2 separate regions of the Homo sapiens genome follow, and region 1 is linked to region 2. A link is an interaction called in ENCODE POLR2A ChIA-PET data of the cell type or tissue named here. Cell type or tissue: K562. All regions are shown on one strand. Links, peaks and the distances in the headings refer to the core of each region. The heading gives the core; the rest is flanking DNA.

Region 1 (11,610 bases), core at 3,645-7,644, 62 kb after region 2:
TTAGGAAGGTAAAGCACCTGATCAACAGTAAACACTGTTATTATATTCTTTATTAATACACAGACCCCTCCCCACCCAGGATGGCTCCGGGCCTCTCACCTTTCTAAAAAGCAGGCATCTTTTCTGGGCTCCAAGAAAAGTAGTCCTCCAGCCTGGCCAAAACAGTGAAACCCTGTCTCTACTAAAAATACAAAAATTACCCGGGCATGGTGGCACGCACATGTAGTCCCAGCCACTCAAGAGGCTGAGGCAGGAGAATCGCTTGAACCCGGGAGGTGGAGGTTGCAGTGAGCCGAGATCGTGACACTGTACTCCAGCCTGAGCGACAGAGTGAGACTCTGTCAAGAAAGAGGCTGGGCGCCGTGGCTCAAGCCTGTAATTCCAGCACTCTGGCAGGCCGAGGCGGGCGGATTGCGAGGTGAGGAGATCGAGAGCATCCTGGCTAACACGGTGAAACCCTGTCTACTAAAAAATACAAAAAATTAGCCAGGCGTGGTGGCGGGCGCCTGTAGTCCCAGCTACTCGGGAGGCTGAGGCAGGAGAATGGCGTGAACCCGGGAGGCAGAGCTTGCAGTGAGCCGAGATCATGACACTGTACTCCAGCCTGAGCGACAGAGCGAGACTCTGTCTCAAAAAAAAAAAAAAAAAGAAAAGAAAAAGAAAAGCGGGCCAGGCGTCGTCGCTCATGCCTGTAATCCCAGCACTTTGGGAGGCCAAGGCGGGCGGATCATGAGGTCAGGAGTTCAAGACCAGCCTGACCAACATGGTGAAACCCCATCTCTACTAAAAATACAAAAAAAAAAAAAAAATTGCAGGGCGTGGTGGCACACGTCTGTACTCCCAGCTACTCAGGAGGCTGAGGCAGGAGAATCGCTTGAATCCGGGAGGCAGAGGTTGCAGTAAGCCGAGATTGTGCCACTGCACTCCAGCCTGAGCAACAGAGCAAGACTCCATATCAAAAAAAAAAAAAGAAAAAGAAAGAAAGAAAAGCAGTCCTGGCCGGGCGTGGTGGCTCACACCTGTAATCCCAGCACTTTAGGAGGCCGAAGCAGGCGGATCATGAGGTCAGGAGATCGAGACCATCCTGGCCAACATGGTGAAACCCCGTCTCTACTAAAATACAAAAAATTAGCCAGGCGTGGTGGTGCACGCCTGTAGTCCCAGCTACTTGGGAGGCTGAGGCAGTAGAATCATTTGAACCCAGGAGGCGGACGTTGCAGTGAGCCGAGATCACGCCACTGTACTCCAGCCTGGTGACAGAGCAAGACTCTGTCTCAAAAAAAAAAAAAAAAGGAAAAGAAAAGCAGTCCTATAATTTGCCTGCACTAGCGTGATAATGAAATGGTAAAAAGTTAATGTCACCCAGGCAGTAATGGATCAATTTCTCCCTGTTAACAGGAGACCTCTGGGAAGATACCTTGATTCCAAAGAGTGAATTTATTGGATGGCAGGCAGTGAGTCCTGTGGGTGATGAGCCAGGTGGGTCTCTCCTTTACTCCTGGATCTTACAGCAGTAGAAACACAGAACTTTTCGACTTTCTGAGCAGAAAGAGGCTGAGTTGGCTGCCTGTTTCAGTAGGAGCCCAGAGGCTTTGTCTAAGGCCCTGGTGATGTCCCTTTCCTATCATGGGTTTAAGAAGTCAGGAGCTGGCCGGGCATGGTGGCTCACGCCTGCAATCCCAGCACTTTGGGAGGCTGAGGTGGGTGGGTGGATCACCTGAGGTCAGGAGTTTGAGACCAGCCTGGCCAATATGGTGAAACCTTGTCTCTACTAAAAATACAAAAATTAGCTGGGCGTGGTGGCGTGTGCTTTTAATCCCAGCTACTCAGGAGACTAAGGCAGGAGAATTGCTTGAACCTGGAGGTGGAGGTTGCAGTGAGCCGAAATCGCACCACTGCACTCCAGCCTGGGTGACAGAGCAAGACTCCATCTCAAAAAAAAAGAAGTCAGGAGTCAAGTTCCTCCAGCACTGGCAGAGGGGAGAAGGCATGAACACGGGCTTAGGGTCTGTAAGATTTTCCCTTCTTCCCAGCTCACCCTCAGCCTCCCATCTCTGCTTCAGAACCTCTCAATCAACCAGGTAACTCCCTTAGGTGAGGCTGGGAGAAGCCTCATTCATGGCACACAATAGGTGCTTACTATTCCACATAACAGGTGGATTGAGTTGAATGCAGGCCATAAAGGTGTTGGGAGGGAAGAGGCTTTCAGTGAACTTAGTCCAGGAACAGGGAGACTGTGGGTGGGCAGCGCCCCAGTATCAAGTGCCAGGAGCCGATGAAGGCCCTGCCCTATTGGGTGAGCCCACTGCCGAAACCTGGCAGCCACTCAGGTTCCTCCCTGCCCCCACCCCCACACCCGACCTGCTCAGCCTCCTCCTAAACTACCTGGAATTGGCTCTGCCTATTTCCAGTCCTTCTCTAGGGCATTATTATTTCCAGCCCAGAAGGCTGAATTATAAATGAAATTCTTGTCTGCAGTCCTGCCCTCTTACAAACTGTTGCACAAACCCCATCAAAGTGATATTTCTGAAACCAAAATGATGATCCTTCTCCCTGCTTAAATACCTTCTATGGGCCAGGCATGGTGGCTCACGCCTATAATGCCAGCACTTTGGGAGGCCAAGGTGGGCAGATCACTTAATGTCAGGAGTTCCAGACCAGCCTGGCCAACATTGTGAAACTCCATCTCTACTAAAAATACAAAAATGTTTAGTATTTTTAGGTGTGGTGGCACATGCCTGTAGTCCCAGCTACGTGGGAGGCTGAGGCAGGAGAATAGCTTGAACCCGGGAGGCAGAGGTTGCAGTGAGCCGAGATGGCACCATTGCACGCCAGCCTGGGTGACAGAGAGAGACTGTGTCTCAACAAACAAACAAACAAAAAAACCTTCTATGGCTCCCTATTGCCTACACACTAAAGCTCAAATTTTTTCTTTTGTTAAAAAAGACCACTATGGGCTGGGCGTGGTGGCTCACACCTGTAATCCCAGCACTTTGGTAGGTTGCAGTGAGCCAAGAGCCCTTTTTTTTTTTTTTAAGAAGGAGTCTCACTCTGTCACCCAGGCTGGAATGCAGTGGCATGATCTTGGCTCATTGCAACCTCCACCTCCTGGGTTCAAGCGATTCTCCTGCCTCAGCCTCCCGAGTAGATGGCACTACGGGCACCCGCCACCATGCTCAGCCAATTTTTGTATTTTCAGTAGAGACGAGGTTTCACCATGTTGGCCAGGCTGGTCTCGAAATCCTGACCTTGTGATCCACCCGCCTCGGCCTCCCAAAGTGCTGGGATTACAAGCATGAGCCACCGAGCTTGGCCTAAATCAAATTCTTTAAAATGACACACAATGCCCCCTGAGACCTCTGACCCCTGTCCCTGCTTTCCTCTCCAGCTGCATCTCTTACCCACCACCCTCACCATCTCTCTATGCACTGGTCAGACCAAACTGTCTACTCCTGGCCTGGCAAATGCCATGCTCCCTCCATCATTCAGGGCTTTGTGTATGTGTATGCCCCCTCAAGGTGGAATGAGCATTGGTACACATACCCCTTGTTTCCCTCTGCTTAATTTGGTCAATTTCTATTTGTCCTTCAAGCATCATACTATACTTCCCTTCTACCGGAAAGCCTCCATCCACTGACCTCTCCACCTTTGCCATCCAAGATTGGGCCTGGGTGCCCACCCACCCCAGGCTCCCACAGCTCCCTATGCTCTCCTGGCTTTTATGAAGAAGTTTTTTTTTTTCATTCACCAATTTACTTTATGCTCCCTCTTGAGTCTATATATTTCTACAGGATAGGAACCCATCTTGTTTGCCGTGATCTCTCCTAGGGCCTAGCACAGTGCAGCCATATAGCAGGCATGTAGCAATAATGGCTATAATATCAACCATAGCCCACATTTATTCAGCAGGCACTATCATGTGGTGGGAAGCATTCAGGATGCTGTCAGTCATAGTGTGCTTAGTACTCATGTGGCTGCATAGCACCCAGGATCCATTCCCACCAATCTCCTGTCCTTTGGAGGCAGATAGGTGAAAACCGCGTTTCCCAGCCTGACTTCTTTGAAAGCAATGGGTACATACGGGGATCCAACATTTAGGCCCTCACATGAGATTTGGAAGGTGGAAGAGGCAGAGTCCGCCTTCCTGCTGCTTTGGCTGGTTCTTTCTGGCAAGCAGGGCCATACAGATGCACGCTTTTTCCTGCAGCAGCATCCAGTGTCCAGTTACCACCTGCGGGGAATACGGGGACAGTTGGTGGCAACAGCTGTGGAGGCCCCATCTGCTCCCTGGACCACAGCCATGCCAGTGTAACCCAGAACTCTGCAGTGCCAATGGAAATCTCCAGGTGCCATACCTTGCTTCCTGCTCAGGTAGAGGTGGCAGACCCTCTGGACTCAGCCTTACTTCCTCTCCTCTCCCCATCCAGACACTCCAAGCACCCTGTAATCACCCAACCTTTGTCTCAAATCACTTTCTGCTCAAAGTACCTCCAGTGGTTCCTATGTCCTGCACTGAACTCTGCTGACTCATACAATTTTTTTTTTTTTTTTTTTTTTTGATACAGAGTCTTACTCTGTCACCCAGGCTGGAGTGCAGTGGCACAATCTCGGTTCACTGCAGCCTCCGCCTCCTGGGTTCAAGTGATTCTCCTGCCTCAGCCTACTGAGTAGCTGGGACTACAGGCACACACCACCATGCCCGGCTAATTTTTGTATTTTTAGTAGAGACGGGGTTTCACCATGTTGGCCAGGATGGGCTCAATCTCCTGACCTTGTGATCCGCCCACCTCGGCCTCCCAAAGTGCTGGGATTACAGGCATGAGCCACCGCGCCTGGCCAGACTCATACAATTATTATCCTTATTTTACAGAGGAAGAAACTAAGGCCCAGAGGAGTTAAGTAATCTTCCCAGAGCCTCACAGCCAGTCAGTGGTAGAACCAGGCTTTGAACCCAGGGCTTTCTGACCCCAGCACCCACCATACTTGCTGCCTCTGAGAATATGTGTTGCTGCGTGCCCGATGTGGGAGGAGGCACAGAGAGCCTTCTGGCAGGGGGCTGGGCTGACTCCCATGCAAGCAGGTCCTGAGGCAGGGTCCCAAGGTGTCTGCCCCTTCCTGAGCAGCACAAACTGCTCAGCTTCCTGGGGAAGGTTCCAGAAGCTAAGCTGCCCTAGATGGGATAAGGGGCAGGGAGGCTGCCTAGGAGAGCCAGGCTGTCTAGTCACAATGTCAAGCTTGTGGAAGAAATATTCCTTTTGTGGTTCATATCCTTCTTGTTGCTCTAATCACTGGGAGACCATCTGGTACATCGTTGATGGCTGCAAACGTGCATTTAAGAGCTTGAGAGAATACAGCACAACAGGGAGGCCACCATAATGACTGTCAGGACAATATACCAAAAGTTTGGAGTGTTTCTTAGTCAAGGTCCCCATGAACCAAACCAATGAAAATAAACAAAAGAAAACAAAAAGTTAATGGCTAGAACAAACTATTAACTCAGTCTCTGAGTCTACAGGGCAGTAAAGAAGATTTCTGTATGTTGGTCTGTTCCATGATAAGCAGGTCTATACAATCCTACCCACAAATACCGAGAGAGCTGACAGGCTGGCCAGTTGCAGTGGCTCACACCTGTAATTCCAGCCCTTTGAGAGGCCGAGGCAGAAGGATCACTTGAACCCAGGAGTTTGAGACCAGCCTGGGCAACATAGCAAGACCCCCATCCCTATTTTTAAAAAGAAAGAGAGCTCAGAGGCTGAAAAAAGAGGGTGACAAATCCAGTTTCTTAGAAATAAACATTTAATAGGAATTCACAAACAGAAGTCATGACTTGGGCAGCCACAAGATGGTGGATCCCTGCACTGTCAATATTACTCTCCAGACCCAGGGCTTATACACCATAGGGAAAGGGCATATGTGCTTCAGGAGGAATGTGTGGGACAATTGAAGTTGATTCCTTAGGGAAAGGCAAGCACACTATGTGCATCATAGCCTATAAATTGCCTGAGGGCAGGATTTATGTTAAGTGCATGCTAACATTACACAAAGTAGAAATCTCAATGACATTCCCATAACTGGGGTTAATCAGAAGTCAAAGTGGCAAATTAGCATCCAAGATGGAGCTGCTTTAACCTCCACATGTTCTCAAAGCATTTTCATTTGGAAAGGGGTCAGGCACTGGCAGTCTGACAGATTTTCCTGGTTCGCAGTTTGCACCAGGTGTTCCAGTGAACTTTCTGAGTAGTTCATACAGCAACAGGCATGAAGGTTGTTCATATAGAAGCTGTTATGATAATTTCTCTGAAGCCTGTATCAAGTCTTCCAGCTTTGACTTGCAGAGCTCTTAAGACTAGAAATCTTTTTTTTTTTTCTGAGACAGATTCTCATTCTCTTACCCAGGCTGGAGTACAGTGGCACAATCTCGGCTCACTGCAACCTCCACCTCCTGGGTTCAAGTGATTCTCCTGCCTCAGCCACCTGAGTAGCTGGGATTACAGGTGTGCGCCATCACACCCGGCTAATTTTTGTGTTTTTAGGACAGACGGGGTTTCGCCTCAGGTGATCCACCCACCTTGGCCTCCCAAAGTGCTAGGATTACAGGCATGAGCCACTGCGCCCGGCTGACTAGAAACCTTTTTAAGCCAGGCCAGTTTTGTTCCAACGGGTGCTTTATTGGCTCCGTAATGCCAGCCTTAGTTCCTTAAAGCTGCCTAGTTGTATCTCAAAATATAACATTCCAGTTAAAGCCTTGGTTAATTTAACCAGTGTTTCCATTATGTTTGCTACAGGAAAACAGGTTCTTACTGAACTTATGCAAACAATTATATTGCCATAAACATAAGGATACTCACTAATAGTTTCATAATTCTGGAGGGATCAGGTAGGGAAAAAAAGTAAATGTTATAATTTTTGTTCACAAAAGTATACTTTACCAAATTTCTATAAGCTACAGATAGCTTAAGAAAAAAGAAAAAAAAATCTTAAAGAAAACAAATTTATTTTATTTTATTTATTTATTTGAAATGAAAGGCCTCATATTTATTACTGAACCCAGTCAACCAACACGTTCATAACAGATTCAGAGAGGAAAACATTTCGAACTGTCTAGATAGTGGTGACATTTTCAGCTTGATATGGTAACGTGATTGTGACCTTCAGACAGCATCAATATGTGTGCCGTCTTATATGCAATTCCTTATAGATCCAGCTTGGTTCTTCTCCAATGTCTCCTTTTGGAGTTGTACCTGAGTTTATTACCAGTTTTCATCTGAATCCACTGGGGAATGGGACAATTTTGCTTTTGTTTCTTGGCCAGGAATGGCTTAATCCTGAAGGTCTTGTGAGAAGACATGGCGAGAAGTGGAGTCAAGCACACACCATGACGGCGGAGAAAGGAAGAGAGTATTCTATTTTATTCACTTATTTTTTTTTTTTTTTGAGACAGAGTCTTGCTCTGTCACCCAGGCTGGAGTGCATTAGCATAATCTCGGCTCACTGCAACCTCCACCTCCCGGGTTCAAGTGATTCTCCTACCACAGCCTCCCAAGTAGCTGGGATTACAGGCGCCCACCACCATGCTCAGCTAATTGTTGTATCTTTAGTAGAGACGGGGTTTCACCATGTTCGTCAGGCTGGTCTCAGAAGTCCTGACCTCAGGTGATACACCCCCCCTCTGCCTCCCAAAGTACTGGGATTACAGGCACGAGTTACCGCGCCCGGCCTGGAAAACAAATATTAAAGAACCAGAAATGTTTTAAACAAAAAGGCACAAACATTATCCTTGTCAGTTTATTCAGTCTATGTAATTAATTCTTGTCCTGCCTAGTATTGGGTTAGCAGTTTCATGAACCCATCAATTTCCTTAGAATTGATCCATGAATCTCCTTGAAGATGAAACATTTTAGGATTATAATTGTTTGCAAAAGCTTTCAGGAAAGTGTCAGAGTAAAATAGTTAACTGTCTGAGGATAACAAGACTTAAAATGGCCATCATTAAAAATCTGATATGAGTTTATTATAATACAATTGACATAGAAAATTCATTATTGGCTGGGCATGGTGGCTCATGCCTGTAATCCCAGCACTTTGGGAGGCCAAGGTGGCAGATCACCTGACGTCGGTAATTCAAGACTAGCCTGATTAACATGGAGAAACCCCGTCTCTACTAAAAATACAAAATTAGCCGGGCGTGGTGGCGGGCGCCTGTAATCTCAGCTACTCAGGAGGCCGAGGCAAGAGAATCACTTGAAACTGGGAGGTGGAGGTTGTGGTGAGCCGAGATCACACCATTGCACTCCAGCCTGGGCAACAAGAGTGAAATGCTGTCTCAAAAAAAAAGAAAAGAAAAGAAAAAGAAATTTCATTATTTATGTGACATGCAACATTTTAACATAATAATCAAAATTATGACTGATACTATTATACCAGGACATGTTAGATTTTTAGAAATTTCATATAATTTCTGGAATACTCATATCAATTACAAATATAAGGTTTTAGCAGCACTTATCATTTGACAATTCTCCTCATATAATTTAACATCTAAAATAAGCCTAATCAGTTTAATATCTCTCTTTTTATACAAATTATTTTGATACATTCAAGAAACCTGTCTGGAAAATCCCAAAGTTAAAGTGAAGAAAAAAACAATTTAGCCAGGCACAGTGGCTCATGCCTGTAATCCCAGAACTTTGGGAGGCCTAGGCTGGCTGATTGCTTGAGCTCAGAAGTTCAAGACCAGCCTGGCCAACATGGAGAAACTCCATTCTGTACTAAAAATACAAAAATTAGCTGGGCATGGTGCTGTGTGCCTGTAATCCCAGCTACTCGGAAGGCTGAGGCAGGAGAATCACTTGAACCCAGGAGACTGAGGTTACAGTGAGCTGAGATCATGGCACTGCACTCCAACCTGGGCAACAGAGTGAGAAGCCATATCAAAAACAAAAGAAAAAAACAATTTAGAATTTGATTTTGGGAAGTTTGTTGAAAATATCAAAGGTTGAAAACACTTGATTTAGGCCAGGCACGGTGGTTCACACCTGTAATCCTAGTACTTTGGGAGGCCAAGGTGGGCGAACTGCCTGAGCTCAGCAGTTCGAGACCAGACTGGGCAACATGGTGAAACCCCATCTTTACTAAAATACAAAAAATTAGCCAAGCATGTTGGTGTGCACCTGTAGTCCCAGCTGAGGTGGGAGAATCGCTAGAACCTGGGAGGCAGAGGTTGCAATGAGCCAAGATCATGCCACTGCACTCCAGCCTGGGCAACAGCGAGGTTCTGTCTCCAAAAACAAAACAAAACAACACTTGATTTAACAGGATCACAGATAATTATGAAGAAATGCCAAAGTGACTAAACATTTCAAAGGCAAGTACAGAAAATTAGTTTTAAAAAAATTAGCAGTTTTAATATTGAGAAGACTAAGTTCTTAAATAATCAAAAGACCTAACACAGGCTGGGCACGGTAGCTCACGACTGTAACCCCAGCACTTTGGGAGGCCAAGGTGGGCAGATCACCTGAGGTCCAGAGTTCAAGATCAGCCTGACCAACATGGAGAAACCCCATCTCTACTACAAATAGAAAATTAGTCAGGCAAGGTGGCACATGCCTGTAATCCCAGCTACTCAGGCAGCTGAGGCAGGAGAATTGCTTGAACCTGGGAGGCAGAGGTTGCAGTGAGCCGAGATTGCACCATTGCACTCCATCCTGGGCAAGAAGAGTGAAACTCCATCTCCAATTAAAAAAAAAAAAAAAAAAAAAAAGACCTAATACAAGACAACATGAAGCACATGAAATTTTCTTGATAAAACACAGAAGCTTTTTTTTCCCCCTCACACAGATCACTTCGAAGATAATCCCTTTCAGTCTCTTATCTACTCCAAGGAAACCCTATTGTTTTAAAAGAAGAGGCCAAATGTGTCTGGGTGTGGTGGTACTGTAATCTTAGCACTTTGGAAGACCCTGGCTGGCAGATTGCCAGAGCTCAGGGGTTCGAGACCAGCCAGCCAAACTTGGCGAAACCTCGTCTCTACAAAAAATACAAAAATTAGGCAGGCATTTTAATGGCCTGATGGGTTCACCTTGCCGGTTGCTTAGATATAGCTAATTTATCAAAACAGGGGAATTGCAATAGAGAAAGGGTAATTCATGCAGAGGCAGCTGTGCTAGAGACTGGAGTTTTATTATTATTCAAATCAGCCTCCTGGAGCATTTGGTGATCAGAGTTTTTGAGGATAATTTGGTGGGTGGGGGAAGGCCAGTGAGTTGAGAGTGTTGATTGGTTGAGTCACAGCTGAAATCATGGGAAGTTGAAGCTATCCTCTTGTGCTAAGAGTCATTTTCTGGGTGGGGGCTGCAAGATCAGTTGAGCCAGTTTATCTACTCCGTGGTGCCAGTTTATCAGTCAAGTGCAGGGTCTGCAAAATATCTCAAGCACTGATCTTAGGAGCAGTTTAGGGAGGGTCAGAATCTTGTAGCCTCCAGCTGCAAGACTCCTAAGCCATAATTTCTAATCTTGTGGCTAACTTGTTAGTCCTACAAGGGCGGTCTAGTCCCAGGCAAGAAAGAGGTTTGTTTTGAGAAAGGGCTGTTTTGTTTTAAACTGTAAACTATATGTTTCTTCCAAAGTTAGTTTAGCCTATGCCCATGAAGGAACAACAACAGCTTAAAGATTGGAAGCAAGATGTAGTCGGTTAGTTAGATCTCTTTCACCGTCTCAGTCGTAATCTTGCAAAGGGCAGTTTTAGCATGGTGGCATGTGCCTGTAGTCTCAGCTACTTTGGGGGCTGAGGTGGGAGGATCACATGAGCCCAGAAGTCCAGACTGCAATGAGCCGTGTTCACACCACTGCACTCCAGCCTGGGTGACAGAGTGAGACGGTCTCAAAAAAAAGATCAAATTCTAGTTTTGCATCAGTGTAACTTTGACATTAAGATTCATTTTTAAAAACTCCCGAGAGGTGACAGCATGCTGGCAGTCCTTGCTGGCTCTTGGCGCCTCCTCAGCCTCAGCGCCCACTCTGGCCACGCTTGAGGAGCCCTTCAGCCCGCTGCCGCACCGTGGGAGCCCCTCTCTGAGCTGGCCGAGGCTGGAGCCGGCTCCCTCTGCTTGCGGGGAGGTGTGGAGGGAGAGGCACGGGCAGGAACCGGGGCTGCGTGTGGCGCTCGCGGGCCAGCGCGAGTTCTTCGTGGGTGTGGGCTCGGCAGGCCCTGCACTCAGACTGGCCCGCCGGCCCCGGCAGTGAGGGGCTTAGCACCCAGGCAAGCAGCTGTGGAAGAGGCGCCGGGTCCCCCAGCACTGCCAGCCTGCCCGCGCCGCCTCAAATTCTTGCCGGGTCTCAGCCACCTCCTTGTGGGGCAGGGCTCGGGACCTGCGCCGCTGCGCTGCGGCGCCCCTTCCCATCGACAGCCCAAGGGCTGAGGAGTGCAGGTCTGTGGTGCAGGACTGGCGGGCACCTCGGCCTGCGGCCCTGGCGGGGGGATCTACTAGGCAAAGCCAGCTGGAGAACTTTTATGTCCAGCTGGAGGATTGTATATGCACCAATTAGCACTCTGTGTCTATCTCGGGGTTTGTGGATGCACCAATCAGCACTCTGTATCTAGCTAATCTGGTG
Region 2 (10,426 bases), core at 1-4,000:
TTGAAGAGGTTTTAAGTTCTTGAGAACACAGGCTAAGGGAGAAGAAGGAGGAATGGAGGGTGGAAGGTTGCCTATAGTGAAGGAGGCAAGTCCAGAGAAAAGACAGGGTAGAGACATGGAGAGAAGGGGTGGGGGGGTGCTTGCCCCCCAGGAAAGTGGAGAGAAGAGAGGGTAGAGACATGGCGGGAAGGGGTTGGGTGAGCAGCCCTGGGCTGCAATGTGGGTGAGCAGCCAAAGCAGGCATCCCTGCAATTGACTTGCCAGCAAGGGAATGTGGGTGAATGACCAAGGCAGGCGTCCCTGCGGTGATCAGACACTGATGAAATGTGGGTGAATAATCAGGCAGGTATCCCCACGTGATTAAACATCAAAGGAAGACTGTCTTCCTGAGTCCGTGACTGGCACCGGAGTTTTGGGTCCATGGATAAAACATGTCTCCTTTGTCTCTACCAGAAAAGGAAAGGAACTGAAATTAAGAGAAGGGAGAGATTGAAAGATGGCACCAAGATTGAAAGGAGAAAGAGGTTGAGGGATAGTGAGAGAGGTTGGAGAAGAGAGTAAAGAGGGGCCGCTTACCCGATTTAAAATTGGTGAGATGTTCCTTGGGCTGGTTGGTCTGAGGAGCAGAGATCGTAGGTGGATCTTTCTCATGGAGCAAAGAGCAGGAGGACAGGGGATTGATCTCCCAAGGGAGGTCCCCTGATCCGAGTGATGGCACCAAATTTCATTCGCGTTGCTGTGAAGAGACCACCAAACAGGTTTTGTGTGAGCAACAAGGCTGCTTATTTCACCTGGGTGCAGGTGGGCTGAGTCCGAAAGGAGAGTCAGCAAAGGGAGATAGGGGTGGGGCCGTTTTATAGGATTTGGGTAGGTAGTGGGAAATTACAGTCAAAGGAGGTTGTTCTCTGGTAGGCAGGGGCGGGGGTCACAAGGTGCTCAGTGGGGGAGCTTTTGAGCCAGGATGAGCTAGGAGAAGGAATTTCACAAGGTAATGTCATCAGTTAAGGCAGGAACAGGCCATTTTCACTTCTTTTGTGATTCTTCAGTTACTTCAGGCCACCTGGATGCATACATGCAGGTCACAGGGGATATGATGGCTTGGGCTCAGAGGCCTGACACTAAACCATGGATCAGCTTTTCCCCTAACATCCTTTTTAAGTTCCAGAATCAATCCTAGAATACTGTTACTGAAAGAGGTCCCAATCCAGACCCCAAGAGAGTTCTTGGATCTCCTGAAAGACAGTAAGGGAGGAGACCATCCCTCATATTGTTTTATGCCCAATTTCTGCCTCCAAAGAAAGAAGTAAAAACTAAAAGGCAGAAATGAAATCCACAGGCAGACAGCCCGGTGCCGTGCCCTAGGCCTGGTAGTTAAAGATCGACCCCTGACTTAACCGGTTATCTTATCTACAGATTCCAGACATTGTATGGAAAAGCATTGTGAAAATCCCTGTCCTGTTCCATTCTGATTATCGGTGCTGCACCCCCAGTCACGTACCCACTGCTTGCTTGATTGATCACAACCCTCTCATGCAGACCCCCTTAGATGTGTAAGCCCTTAGAAGGGACAGGAATTGCTCTCTCAGGAAGTTCAACTTTTGAGAAGCAAGCCTGCTGAAGTTCCTGGCTGAATAAAGCTCTTTCCTTCTTTAACCTGGTGTCTGAGGAGTTTTGTCTGTGGCTTGTCCTGCTACATTTCTTGGTTCCCTGATGGGGAAGCAAGGTGATTGGCAGACGGTCGAGGCAGCCCCTTAGGTGACTTAGGCCTGTCTTGTGGAGCATCCCTACGGGGTACTCCGACCAGCCTGAGTGACGCAGATCCAAACAGCACTCCCGGGTAGGCAATTGCCCCAGTGGGATGCCTCGCCAGAGCAGCGTGTGGCAGGCCCCTGCAGAGGATCAACACAGTGGATGAACACCGGGAAGGAACTGGCACTTGGAGTCTGGACATCTGAAACTTGCTAAGACTGGTCTTTGGAACTTGTGCACTCCATTTGAGTGGAAGCGTGGCCTGATCACCCATGGCGTGCCTCTACCAGCACTTTGGTTTTTGTTTTTTACTTGACTTGGATTACTTGATACTTTGGTTTTGGTTTTGGCCTGGCTTGGATTTCCTGATACTCTGATTTTGGTTTTGATTCTGGTTTGGTGTAAACTGTAAAAGTGTGTGTGTGCCCTTTTTACTTGTTCTTTGTTTTGTGGGGTGCGAGTGGTGTGAGTGTGGTGTTTTGTCTCGAGGAAGCATGGATCAGGCACAAACTAAGCCCACCCCACTAGGAACTATGCTGAACAATTTCAAGAAAGGATTTAAGGGAGATTACAGTGTTACTATGACACCAGGAAAACTTAGAACTTTGTGTGAAATAGACTGGCCAGCATTAGAGGTGGGTTGGCCATCAGAAGGAAGCCTGGACAGGTCCTTTGTTTCAAAGGTATGGCACAAGGTAAGCCAGGGCACCCAGACCAGTTCCTGTACATAGACACTTGGTTACAGCTGGTTTTAGATGCCCCCCACAGTGGTTGAGAGAACAGCAGCATAAGCAGCTGGCAGAGGCAAGGAAAGACCAGCAGAGAGAGAGAAAGGAAAGAGACAGAGACATTAACCACTGAAAATTCCCTTAACCCAGCAGGTTTCCTAACGGGATCTAAATCTTAATTACCATACCAAGGTTGACCAGACCTAGTAGGAACTCCCTGTAGGATAGGACAATAGATGGTTCCTCCCAGGTAATTGAAGGAAAAAAAAAGAAAAAAGCCATCTATACCAATTATAAGTTAATTTGGACTAAACAAGGTCTTATTAATAGCAAAGAATAATTGAAATCCCAAACTTACAAGGTTTTCAACAAAAGTAAAGTTTGCTAAATGTAAACAGTGTAACATGTATTATACTAACTTCTAATCTTGTGTCCTTAGACAGTCTAGTCCACAGATATAAAGGAAGCTTGCTTTGGAAAAGAATGGTTATCGTCTTCAAAAAAAAGGGGGGAAAAAAGAAGGGGCAGAATTTATCTAAAAAAAAAAATGTTATATGGTAAATTCTTGTCCTAAAATAAATTAACTGGTTGTTTAAAGAAAGAAATGTTTGTAATAAGTCAGAAAGTTGAGGCATGTCGAAGAATTGTCTGCAAAAGTCATGAAAAAAAGTTATAAAAAAAGAATTTATGCAAGAAATGTTGTACAATTTAAAAGTAATTAGGCCTCCTGAATGTAAAACTATTGGAGAAAAAGTTTATGTGCAAGGTGTATAAGAAAAGTAAACTATACCTCTGGTAAAAGGATTAAAAGGAAGCATAAGGATGTGGATTTTTACCTACATTAAAAGGTTTAAAAAAATTTGCTTTGAAGGTTTAAGCAAGTTTTAAAATGTTAATTGTAAAGGAAATTCTGTGTGTAAACATATTGGCTAAAGTTAAAGGGGTATCATTTTTTTTCTGTGAACTGAACATTAAAAAAAAACACAACGGGTTTTTCTTAAAGTGCTAACCTGCTCTTTAACAAAAATTATAAAAGGTTAAAAAGAGTCTATAAAAATCTTACCTTATGGTCTGACATTAAAAATTGAATAAATATGTCTACAAAGAAAACAAAGTTTAACATTAATAACACACTCAAATAAAGGTGACATTTAGCTTATCTGGTATAAACATACAGGAAGCGTTGTCAAATATAAAATGGTGTTTAGCTTTCTTTGGTCTAAAAACAAATAAAAATAGGTGAAAACAAATAAAAATAGGTGCTAAAGGAAATTTCTCAGTAAAAAGGCACCAAGGACTATAAAGTCCACTGCTGATGTCCCCACATTTAAAACAAAAGGTCAATTTCTTAAAAATTATATACTTGGTTTAGCACATGTACCACCCCTAGAATTTCCAGTAAAACAGCACCAGCCTGAAGATCATGTTCTTACCAAAGGGTGGAAAGAAGGAAAACTCGAGTCAGCCTGGGAATGACCCTATCTTGTGCTGTTAACCACCAAGACTACTGTTCATACAGCGGAAAGGGGATGGACTCATCACACCTGAGTCAAGAAAGTGCCACCCCTCCAGAGTCATGGGCCAGAGTCCCAGGGGAAAACCCTACCAAACTAAAGCTAAGAAAAATTTAACTTCTTCATCTATTCTATTACTCTTTCTTCTTTCCTCTCTCTATTGCTGACCATCTAGTTATTAACATAACCAAGTCAATTTCATCTCAAACTATTGCATTTAATGCTTGCCTTGTTACACCCTGTGGGGACTTGCCAAGTCAAAGACAGCTCTCTACTTCAGAAAAGTACCTCTGTCCCTCCTGACTCTCCTCAGACTGGGCATTAATAAATTGGGACCATTTAATCCAGGGAGATTTCGATAAAGACCCCAGTGACAACCAGGAGTCTTGCCCCCCAATTTAGAGCTTTTATGCCGTAGTTGGTCCAACGTTCTGTGGACCACTAAACAGCAAGGATGGACTGCCCCAACCAGTTTTTGTAATTTCCTAAAACCATACATTCATTTTACTAGAGGATCATAGAAGTTAAAGACTTAAAATGAACTTTGGCAATTAAGACAGGATATCAAGATGCAAATGCCTGGTTGGAATGGATCAAATATTCTGTCCACACATTAAACAAAAGTGATTGTTATGCTTGTGCATGTGGCAGGCCAGAGGCCCTGATTGTCCGCTTTCCACTAAGGTGGTCCTCCAGTAGACCAGGCATGGGCTGCATGGTAGCTCTTTTCCAGGATTCTACAGCCTGGAGTAATAAGTCATGCCAAGCTCTCTCTGCTATATCCTGAAGTCCGGCACCCTGTGGGTCAGCCACCAAGGGCCATCCAGCTTCCCTCTCCCAAAACTAAGTTCGCTTCATGTCTCTCATGACAGGGAGGAAACTTAGTGTTCCTTGGAGACCTGAAGGGATGCAGTGAGCTTAAGAATTTTCAAGAGCTTATGTATCAATCAGCCCTTGTTCATCCCCAAGCGGATGTGTGGTGGTATTGTGGTGGACCTTTACTAGGCACTCTGCCAAATAACTGGAGTGGCACTTATGCTTTAGTCCAGTTGGCTATCCCTTTCACCCTGGCATTTCATCAACCAGAGGGAGGAAAAATAAGACATCATAAAGTGAGAGAAGCCCCTTATGGGTCTTTCTACTCTCACATCTATTAAGACTCAATTGGAGTCCCATGGGGAATACCAGAACAATTTAAAGCCCAAAATCAAATAGCTGCAGGATTTGAGTCAATATTTTGGTGAGTGACAGTTAATAAAAATGTAGATTAGATAAACTACATCTATTATAACCAACAGCGACGATATTTTCATGAGTTAAAAGAAAAACGCATGTCGGCCCCAGCCCTGGGGCTACCTGACCTGACAAAACCTTTTACACAATATGTATTAGAGAGAGAGGAAAAAAAATGGCGGTTAGAGTTTTGACCCAGACTGTGGGGCCCTGGCCGAGACCGGTGGCCTACATCTCTAAACAACTAGAAGGGGTTTCTAAGAGTTGGCCCCCATGTTTGAGGGCCTTGGCAGCAACACCCCTGCTAGCACAAGAAGTGGATAAGCTAACTCTTAGGCAAAACCTAAACATAAAGTCTCCCCCATGCTTTAATAAATACCAAAAGACATCATTGGCTAACGAATGCTAGACTAACTAGATACCAAAGCTTGCTCTGTGAAAATTCCCGCATAATCATTGAAGTTTGCAACACCCTGAACCCCGCCACCTTGCTCCCGGTATCAGAGAGCCCAGTTGAACATAACTGTGTAAAAGGTGTTGGACTCAGTTTATTTCTGCAGGCCCAACCTCCGAGACCATCCTTGAACATCAGTAGACTGGGAGCTGTATGTGGACAGGAGCAGCTTCGCCAACCCTCGCAAAGTGACTCTGAAGAAGACCACAAGCCCTGCTCCAGTCACACCCAGAAGCTGACTGGTCCACGCATGGCCGAAGCATGAGGAAACTCATCGCAGGACTCATTTTCCTTAAAATTTGGACTTGTACAGTAAGGACTTCGACTGGCCTTCCTCAGACTGAGCACTGTTCCCAGTATATACATCAAGTCACTGAGGTAGGACAAAAGGTTGCTATAGTCCCATTATTTTATGGTTATTATAAGTGTACGGGGACTCTAAAAGGAACTGATTTATATAATGCTATACAAGGTATGTAGCCCAGGAACTGACCAGCCTGATGTGTGCTATAATCCATCTGAGCTCCCTATGACTACCATTTTTAAAATAAGTTAAAGACTGGCAACTTCTGGGTTCTGAAAAACCTCAATTATTAGACAATACTGTATAGCAAGGGTGAGGACGGACTTCACCCTTCCTATGGGAAGACTCAGCTGCCTTGGGCAAAAACTGTATAATAGTACTACAAAAACAGCCACTTAGTGGAGTTCAAACCACACTGAAAAAAATCTGTTTAGTAAATTTCCAAAGTTGCAAACCATGTGGACCCACCTGGCATCCCACCGGGACTGGACAGCCCCCACTGGATTATACCGGATATGTGGGCATAGAGCCTATGCCAAGTTACCTGACCAATGGGCAGGTAGTTGTGTTATTGACACCATTAAACCATCCTTTTTCCTACTGCCCATAAAAACAGGTGAGCTCCTGGGCTTCCCTGTCTATGCTTCCCGAGAAAAAAAAAAGCATAGCTATAGGCAACTGGAAAGATGACAAGTGGCCCCCTGAAAGAATCATACAGTATCATGGACCTGCCACTTGGGCACAGGATGGCTTGTGGGGATACCAAACCTCCATTTATATGCTCAACCAAATCATACAGTTACAAACTGCCTTACAAATAATCACTAATAAAACTGGCAGAGCTCCAACTGTTTTAGCCTGGCAAGAAACCCAGAAGAGAAATGCTATTCATAAAAATAGACTAGCCCTAGACTACTTGCTAGCAGCTGAAGGAGGGGTCTGTGGAAAGTTTAACCTGACCAATTGCTGTCTGCACATAGATGACCAAGGGCAAGTAGTTGAAGATATAGTTAAAGATATAACAAAGCTGGCACATGTGCCTGTGCAGGTGTGGCATGGGTTTAATCCTAGGTCCATGTTTGGAAAATGGTTTCCAGCACTAGGAGGATTTAAAACTCCTATATAGGAATTATAATAGTAACAGGAACCTGCTTGTTGCTTCCCTGTGTGCTGCCTTTGCTCCTTCAAGTAATGAAAAGTTTTGTCACTACCTTAGTCCATCAAAATACTTCAGCACAATTGTACTATATGAATCACTATTAATCTATCTTGCAAGAAGACATGGGTAGTGAGGATGAAAGTGAAAACTCCCATTAATGAGTGAGGTTCTCAAAGCGGGGGAATAAGGGAGGAGACCACACCTCACATTGTCTTATGCCCAATTTCTGCCTCCAAAGAAAGGAGAAGTAAAAACTAAAAGGCAGAAACGAAATCCACAGGCAGACAGCCCGTTGCCGCACCCTGGGCCTGGTTAAAGATCGACCCCTGACCTAACCGGTTATGTTATCTATAGATTCCAGACATTGTATGGAAAAGCATTGTGAAAATCCCTGTCCTGTTCTGTTCCATTCTAATTATCGGTGCATGCAACCCCCAGTCCCGTACCCACTGCTTGCTCAATCAATCACAACCCTCTCACATGGACCTTCCCCCTTAAAGTTGTAAGCCCTTAAAAAGGACAGGAATTCCTCACTTGGGGAGCTCGGCTTTTGAGACACAAGTCTGCCAAAGTTCCCAGCTGAATAAAGCTCCTTCCTTCTTTAACCCAGTGTCTGAGGAGTTTTGTCTGCGGCTCATCCTGCTACAAAAGAATCTGGGGGTAGTCCACAGAGTATAGTGAAAGCAAGTTTATTAAGAAAGCAAAGGAATGAAAGAATGGCTACTCAATGGGCAGAGCAGGGAGTTCCCAGAAGCAAGAGGAGGAAGGTGCCCACCTTAGGTCCAATGCTTGTTTATATATGAAATAACAAAGCAAATAATCATGGGGGAGATGTGCTCTACTACGCAGGCTTTTGACAAAGGATTGTGTAACTACTTTGTATAACTACTGTCTTCCACAAGAACCTATATTATTATCTTTATTTATTAATTTTTGAGACGGAGTCTCCCTCTGTTGCCCAGACCGGACAGTGCAGTGACATGATCTTGGCCCACTGCAATCTGCAACTCCCAGGTTCAAGTGATTCTCCTGCCTCAGCCTCCCAAGAAGCCAGGATTACAGGCATGTGCCACCACGCCAGGCTAATTTTTGTACTTTTAGTGGAGACAGGGTTTCACCATGTTAGCCAGGCTGGTTTCAAACTCCTGACCTCAGGTGATGCACCCGCCTCGGCCTCCCAAAGTGTTGGGATTACAGGCATGAGCCACTGTGCCTGGCCTAATATGGCATTTCTTTTCTTTTTCTTTTTTGAGATGGAGTCTTGCTCTTGTCGCCCAGACTGGAGTGCAATGGCACGATCTTGGCTCACTGCAACCTCTGCCTCCGGGTTCATGCGATTTTCCTGCCTCAGCCTCCCGAGTAGCTGGGATTACAGGCACCCACCACCACGCCCGGCTAATTTTTGTATTTTTAATAGAGACAGGGTTTCGCCATGTTGGCCAGGCTGGTCTCGAACTCCTGAGAAGCTGCAGGTGTTAGGAACTTGTTTGTTCACTGTTACTTCTCTCCTATCCAGAAGTGAGGCATATAGAACTTGTTCCAAAAAATAGTTTGGATGAATGAATGAATAAAAGGTTAATCCTATATCTATTGCTTCAATCAGAAAACTTATTTCCTTATAATTTACTGTTGTGTCTTTCCTTACTAGAAGGTAAAATCTATGAAATACAGACAGCTGGGTTTTGCTCCTTGCTGAATCCTCAATGCCTAGAACAGTGCTTAGCACTGGCACATGCTGTCATAATATCCACTGAATGACTATGTGGAAAGGTAGGCTTTCTCTTTTGGCCAACATCAGCATCTTTTTTGTGACATCAATGTATTTCAGATGTTTAGCTCAGTAAGATAATGGTTGAGAATAACCACAATACTGTGAGTGGCTGACAGCTGAACACTCTGGCTCCCTGAGGTAAATACTCACTTGCAGCTGAATGGTGATCAGAAGGGAACCACAGGAATGCTGTCTCCAAGAGCACTGCCTGCAAGAAGGAGGCACTGGTGGCCGGCACAGGTGGCCTGTGGATGCTACACTTCACAGCTTTGGTCCAGCACCAGCAAAATAGTGAGGCAAGACCATTGTGTTCTTGAGTTCCGTGTTATACTCACCTCTCTTTCACCAGAATGCAACTCTTGGAGAAGCAGAAAAAGTAATGTGCTTGTAATAACCATTCACGTCTTTATAGGAGTCAAGTGTCTCTAGCTAGAACCCTTTTATTTCACATCTATTCACTTTTCTTCTTTTATTATTAGTGACAAGGTAACAATCATATTCACATCAAGGAAAACTAGAATATGGAAAAAAATCATCTCAAGTATGTTTAGAATTTTGTGTGTATTTCCATCGCCCTTTATTTCTGAAAGTATATTATATATACAGAATTCACCTAGTTTGTAGTTTGTGTTCTGCATTTTTTTTTCTTTTTTCTTTTTTTTTTTTTTTTTTTCAGATGGAGTCTCGCTCTGCCGCCCAGGCTGGAGAGCAGTGGTGTGATCTCGCTTCACTGCAACCTCCGCCTCCCAGGTTCAATCGATTCTCCTGCCTCAGCCTCTCGAGTAGCTGGGATTACAGGCACGTGCCACCATGCCCAGCTAATTTTTTGTATTTTTAGTAGAGACGGGGTTTCACCATGTTAGCCAGGATGGTCTCGATCTCCTAATATCATGATCCACCCATCTCGGCCTCCCAAAGTGCTGGGATTACAGGCGTGAGCCACCGTGCCTGGCAGATGTTCTGCTTTTTTCATTTAACATTGTTTTATGCTTACAAGTATCTTTCCAGCTGGGCATGGTGGCTCACACCTGTAATCCCAACACTTTGGGAGGCCAAGGCCGGCAGATCACCTGAGGTCAGGCATTTGAGACCAGCCTGGCCAACATGGCAAAACTCCGTCTCTATTAAAAATACAAAAATTAGCAGGGCATGGTGGTGCACACCTGTAATCCCAGCTACTTGAGAGGCTGAGGCAGGAGAATCGCTTGAACCCAGGAGGTGGAGGTTGCAGTGAGCTGAGATCGCACCACTCACTGCACCCCAGCCTGGATGACAGGGCGAGACTCTGTCTCAAAAAAAGAAAAAAAAAAGTATCTTTCCATGCAATTAGACTTCATAACCACTTATTTAAATGCACTGCCATGCATTTAAGGATTTGATTTTTTTTTTTTCTTTTTCTTTGAAACGGAGTTTCGCTCTTGCTGCCCAGGCTGGAGTGCAATGGTGCAATCTCAGCTCACCACAACCTTCACCTCCGGAGTTCAAGTGATTCTCCTGCCTTAGCCTCCCGAGTA

What was found. Peaks named below come from ENCODE experiments on the same cell type or tissue, not always from the same donor. Only the 100,000 strongest peaks of a DNase experiment are listed, where the experiment ranks them.
Region 1: POLR2A ChIA-PET joins it to region 2 with 5 read pairs; 4 of 35 experiments call an interaction of 5 or more read pairs at or near these places.

What each region holds. Positions count from the first base shown.
Region 1 is chr1:112,883,575-112,895,184 of GRCh38, forward strand. It overlaps the pseudogene RPL39P8. Among named protein-coding and RNA genes, the nearest start is that of MIR11399, 7.3 kb to the left of the region's middle. In K562, for the core only: no CTCF peak of the experiment used is centred there; DNase peaks (open chromatin) are centred at 4,455 and 5,275.
Region 2 is chr1:112,824,937-112,835,362 of GRCh38, forward strand. LINC01356 (long intergenic non-protein coding RNA 1356) reads right to left here. Exons shown (of 7, transcript NR_103746.1): 4 at 3,541-3,575; 5 at 577-736. Among named protein-coding and RNA genes, the nearest start is that of LINC01357, 20 kb to the right of the region's middle. In K562, for the core only: no CTCF peak of the experiment used is centred there; no DNase peak of the experiment used is centred there.